Linked DNA regions of Homo sapiens: region 2 is linked to region 1. A link is an interaction called in ENCODE POLR2A ChIA-PET data of the cell type or tissue named here. Cell type or tissue: MCF 10A. All regions are shown on one strand. Each heading gives the region's core, and the rest is flanking DNA. Links, peaks and the distances in the headings are about the cores only.

Region 1 (2,907 bases), core at 280-2,779:
GTGGGGCCTGAGGCCTGGGTTGGCCTTCATTTCCAATCTTGGGAAGGAGAAGAAACACCTAAATTGGTCACTTAATGTTGCCCTTGGGGGTGGGGTATCAGGTCTGACCTTCGGCTTAATAAATATTGGGCCACAACCCCAGCTGAGAGAGAGGGAGTCCCTGACAAGTTTTCTTGGCTTTTCCACGGGGTGGAGGGGGAAGGGGGGGTTTCTCCAGCAAAAGGCTGTAGGAGCACAATGGCAGAGGCTGCTCCTAGAACCTCGAGAGAGGAAAGGAGGGTGAGGTCCAGGGATGCCCAGATAGGGAAGGAAAAGCTATTTTGGACTCAAGCATGCACACTTACCCACCCAGGGCCACCTGGCGTCTTTTGTCCTTGCAGGCAGAGACAAATTCTTCCCCCAATGCCCTTGACATCCTCCTCCCCTCTCCCAGCCAGGCCCTGGGTGAGTGATCCGTGGGGAATCAGGGTTCTCCAAGAGTCGAGATGGAAAAGCCAGGTGGGGAAGGATTAGTAGATGCAGGGGGAGGTCTGGTCTACCATTCATAATGCTGTGCAATTGTTACAGCCATGTCCCCGTTCCTCAGTTTCCCTAGCTGTCTAGAAAGTCAAACAGACTACAAATGCCTTCCAGCCACGAGAGCCTCAGAAGGGATTCCCCCACATCCCCCGCCTGGCGTCCTCTCACCTGCACGATCTGCCGGGGCTGCACGCTCAGCGTGGGGAAGTTGCCGCGCCCGTGAATGGGAATCGGCTCGCTCAGAAGAGCGTCCAGTCGCTTCACCTGTGGCCAGCTCAGCCCACTCAGGTGCCGTCCGGGGAAGGCCGATAAGGCCTCCGGGTCGGGGCCGCCGCCTGCCGGGGCTGCCGTGGCCACCGCCGTGGCCGCAGCCGTCCCCACCTGAGCAGCCGCCCGGTCCCTGCGCTCAGCTCCGCTCTCCGACGGCATCATCCGCCCGGCCCCCGGGCCCCGACGGCAGAAACCGTGGGGGTGGTTAAGGGGAGGAGGACAGGGAGAGCGGCTGGGCAGGGGCCAAGGCGGGGGGCACGAAGGCAGGGACGGGGCGGCAACGACGGCGAGACAAAGCCAGGGAACACCTCAGACGGCGACGACTAACCGACCCTAGCGCCTGCAGCCCGCGGCCCAGCGGACTCTTATAGGCCGCGGGCGACGTGCCCATTGGTCCGGGCCGCTGCCAACAGCGAGAGCCGCCCCGCCTCTGAACGCTCCGGACACTGGTCTGTAGAGCTTTGCACGTGAGTCACTGTTCTCTAGGGAGATTCCGATTGGCTAGAGGGCACGCCCCTGCCCCGCCCTCCTTCTCAGGCTGAATTCCCTCCTTTGGTCCTTAAAGAACTTCTGTTCACTGTGATTGGCCCGGGCCTGGACTTAAAGGGACAGCGCCCACCCCGCCCCGCCAGGGTCAGGAGGGAGGGAAGTGACCTGCGGAGTTTGTAGCAGAGTCAGACCACTGAGAAATTCCAGGTTTCTGTTTTTTTTTTTTAGCGCTGGAAGAAATTGAGAAGTCACCTAGCCTTGTCCTGCTATTTTCAGAAGCCCAAAGAGATTGAGCCACGTGATCAACTCTGCACAGCACTGCTCATGCTCTGGCAGTTTTCCAGAGCCTAGGAAAGGTATAATAAACAACTCTGGGCCCGGCGCGGTGGCTCACGCCTGTAATCCCAGCACTTTGGGAGGCCGAGGTGGGCGGATGACAAGGTCAGGAGATCGAGACCATCCTGGCTAACACGGTGAAACCCCGTCTTTACTAAAAATACAAAAAATTAGCCGGGTGTGTGGCGGGCGCCTGTAGTCCCAGCTACTCGGGAGGCTGAGGCAGGAGAATGGCGTGAACCCGGGAGGCGGAGCTTGCAGTGAGCCGAGATTGCGCCACTGCACCCCAGCCTGGGCGACAGAGCGAGACTCCGCCTCAAAAAAAAAAAAATTAATAATAATAATAAACTCTGCATACCAAGGTAAAGGCCTTTTTTTTTTTTTTTTTTTTTTTTTTTCTCGAGACAGAGTCTCGCTTTGTCACCCAGGCTGGAGTGTAGTGGCGCGATCTTGGCTTACCGCAAGCTCCGCCTCCCGGGTTCAAGCAATTCTCCTGCCTCAGCCTCCCGATTAGCTGGGATTACAGGCATGCGCCACCAAGCCCGGCTAATTTTTTTGTGTTTTTAGTAGACACGGGGGTTTCACCATATTGGCCAGGCTGGTCTTGAACTCCTGACCTTGTGATCCACCCACCTCGACCCCCAAAGTGCTGGGATTACAGGCGTGAGCCACTGTGCCCGGCCCTAAAGTAAAGGCTTTCTAAGACACTGTTGATTGGCCTCGCAAACCACAGCATGATGAGCGTTGATGTACAGCATAGCCAATTTAGGGAAGGAGAGATCTGCTCAGAGAGGCTTTGTGATTACCCGACTGTCACACAGCAAACTAGTAAGGCCCTGGTCCTCAACCAGGGCTATAGAATCTGTGGTGCATGTTTTTTCCACTGTACCTATGCAGACCCAGCTCCTTTCTGGAGCTAGAGAACGAATAATGTGTTTACATGTTTTTCTGCAGGTCTAGACAAAACATAATTTAAAAAAAATATGTTTACATGTTTTGCTCTCACACTTTACAGGACCTAGGGGATGAGGCTTATGATTGTCGTTACTTTTATTTTTTATTTTTATCTATTTATTTATTTTTTGAGAGAGGGTCTCACTCTGTTGCCTGGACTGGAGTTGACTGTCATGATCATGGCTCACCACAGCCTCAACCACCCTGGCTCAAGCAATCCTCCCAATCCCAGCCTCCTGAGTAGCTAGGACTACAGGCACACGCCACAGCACCCAGCTAATTTTTCTGTTTTTTTTTTTTTTTTTGTAGAGATAAGGGTCTGGCCATGTTGCCCAGGCT
Region 2 (2,907 bases), core at 166-2,665, 51 kb before region 1:
TCTTCTGTTCAACAGGCTGGTGGTCCTGTCAGTCTCTGAGCACCTGTGGAACTTCTGCCCGGCCGTAAAGCTCCAACTCAAAGGGAAGCTCTCTTCTGGGAAGCTTTCCCTGATCCTGTCTGTTTTTCTGTTGGTTAGAACAGTCCCTGTACTCAGCACACTGTCGTTTTGTTGTCTTCTGTCTCCTCCTTTAGCCTCCTACCTTGCAGGGTTTGGTCTTGTTCCCCTGTGTTCCTGGTGCTCAGCACAGGTCCTGGCACATACTAGGTGTTCAACAAATATTTTCCACTGAATGAGGCCCTGGGCCCCAATTTCTCCCTTTGCCCTGAGGCAGAACTGGGAGCCTGGGCCGCTGATCAGTTTACCTTTTCTTTTGTTCAGAGAAATCTGCAGGTAAAGACAGGAACCTCAGCTCTGAGGCCCCGAGTAGGGTAGAGGAGGGGGACCGGATATGCAGCTCTGAAAGATACATCCAGGATCAGAAGTGGTGGCCAAAATGGGCCATGGTCACTACATCCAAAAAAGGTCTCTGCAAGAGGCAACACCATTGAATGTCAATAAGGCAAGGCTCAGACTATTCTGGGTTACTGTTCCCCTTAATATTAATAACAACTCAATAACTTAACAATAGCATTAATAAACAAGTGACTTGGCCGGGCGCAGTGGCTCATGCCTGTAATCCCAGCACTTTGGGAGGCCGAGGCGGGAGGATCGCGAGGTGGGAGTTTGAGACCAGCCTGGCCAACATAGTGAAACCCAGTCTCTACTAAAAATACAAAAAATTAGCCTAGCATGGTAGCAAGTGCCTGTAATCCCAGCTACTCGGGAGGCTGAGGCAGGAGAATGGCTTGAACCCAGCAGGCAGAGGTTGCAGTGAGCCGAGATCGCGCCATTGCACTCCAGCCTGGGCGACAGAGCGAGACTCTGTCTCAAATAAACAAAACAAACAAACAAACAAGTGACTTTTAGGGAGCATCTCCAGGAGCCATGCATGCCGAAGCCGTTAATCTGTGAAGTGGGTCAGGTATTATCATATCCATTTTACAGTAAGAGGAAACTGAAGCTTAGAGAGGGGACATTGTTTGCTCAGGCAGTTGGCACAAACTGACTTTTGGCAAGGCACTTTCCTTCTCTAAACCTAATCTCTGGAGATAGTAGTACCTCTCTTTAACTGGGAGGATTAAAAGAGATCATGGATGCAACAGGAAGATATCACTGGGATGCATTAGGCATAGGTGTTCAATTTCCACCAGAGACCCTCCATCCCAGCGCCTCCCACCACATCTTGTCCACATTCCCTCCTGAGGAAAGTGCACATTGTATTCTTATTTGGAGCTCAGAGAATGAGTCACATCCTCACTTCACAGTCACATCTTGTGCAGTTGAACATCTGTGTACTCTAAAACCTAGCAAGTCCATTCCTATGGTACAGCCACAGTAAGCTCTTGTGCAATGCACCAGGAGAGAATGTATACAAGAATGTTACTAGAAACATTGTTTGTGGTAGCCCCAAACCGAAAACACGGAAATGCTACTGACAGGAGATAGAGAAATGTGGGATATTCATGCAAAGGAATTAATTATAGAGCAGTAGAAAATGAATGAAAAATAGCAACATGGTTGGATCATGGTAATATAATATTGGATTGAAAAAAGGCAAATCTCAGAAGACTACATATGGAATGACATCCTTTATATATGATTCAAAAATAACTAGAACTACTGCATCTAAGCATAATATTTGGTTGAACCATATGAATTTGCTGTTATTTGACCTGTTTTGATCTAAAAGTAATGGCAGATTCATGTGCTTCAGCCTAATTTTTACGTGAAAAAAAACTAAGAAAAGAGCAAGGCGTTGGGTGCAATAGCCTGGGCCTGTAATCCCAGCTACTTGGGAGGCTGAGGCAAGAGAATCTCTTGAGCCAAGGAGTTCAAGACCAGCCTGGGCAACATAGCAAGACCCTATCTCAAAAAAGAAAAGAAAGAAAAGAGCAAGGGAATGAGAAACACAAAGTTCAGAATAATGAATACCTGGGGGGCTAGGCATGGTGGCTCATGCCTATAATCCCAGCACTTTGGGAAGCCAAGGATTTGGGAGGTTTGGTTGAGCCCAGGACTTCAAGACCAGCCTGGGCAACATAGAAGGACCTGTCTCTATGGAAGGAAAAAAAAAAAAAAAAAAAGGCTGGTCATGCATCTGTGGTCCCAGCTACTTGGGAGGCTGTGGCAGGAGGATTGCTTGAGCCCAGGAGGTCAAGGCTGCAGTGAACCATATTAACACCACTGCCCTGCCCTCCAGCCTGGAACACACCACACACACACACACACACACACACACACACACACACACACACACAAAATTACCTGGGGGAGGATGCAGGGATCCTCCTATTAAATCTACCTGTGGGAGAGAAACCCATAGGTAGATTTAATTTTTAGCAATGTTCTGGTTTTTGTGAATAGTGGATTCAGGGGCTTTCATTTTATAATGAATGAATGAAAAAATAGAAGTTTATGCTCTAATGCTAAATAATTAGAGTTAGTGTCACTTGCAAAGTTCTCAAGATACGCAAACACATGAGAGCCTAGGGTCTTATTTATTTTATTTTATTTTATTTTATTTTATTTTTTTGAGATGGAGTCTCGCTTTGTCACCAGGCTGGAGTGCAGTGGCACGATCTCGGCTCGCTGCAACCTCTGCCTCCCGGGTTCAAGCAGTTCTGCCTCAGCCTCCCAAGTAGCTGGGACTGCAGGTGTGCACCACCATGCCCAGCTAATTTTTTTATTTTTAGTAGAGACAGGGTTTCACCATGTTGGCCAGGATGGTCTCAATCTCTTGACCTCAATGATCCGCCTGCGTCGACCTCCCAAAGTGCTGGGATTACAGGCGTGAGCCACTGCGCC

The links. ChIA-PET counts read pairs that join two places held together with the same protein. Peaks named below come from ENCODE experiments on the same cell type or tissue, not always from the same donor. Only the 100,000 strongest peaks of a DNase experiment are listed, where the experiment ranks them.
Region 2: POLR2A ChIA-PET joins it to region 1 with 20 read pairs; 13 of 35 experiments call an interaction of 5 or more read pairs at or near these places.

What each region holds. Positions count from the first base shown.
Region 1 is chr1:27,011,720-27,014,626 of GRCh38, forward strand. It overlaps TENT5B (terminal nucleotidyltransferase 5B), which reads right to left and starts at 1,131. Exons shown (of 2, transcript NM_052943.4): 1 at 688-1,131. The coding sequence starts at 951. RefSeq lists enhancers at 377-1,030, 1,031-1,685. In MCF 10A, for the core only: no CTCF peak of the experiment used is centred there; DNase peaks (open chromatin) are centred at 1,282 and 1,602.
Region 2 is chr1:26,960,627-26,963,533 of GRCh38, forward strand. No RefSeq gene overlaps it. Among named protein-coding and RNA genes, the nearest start is that of KDF1, 1.6 kb to the left of the region's middle. RefSeq lists a silencer at 832-1,126. In MCF 10A, for the core only: no CTCF peak of the experiment used is centred there; a DNase peak (open chromatin) is centred at 1,395.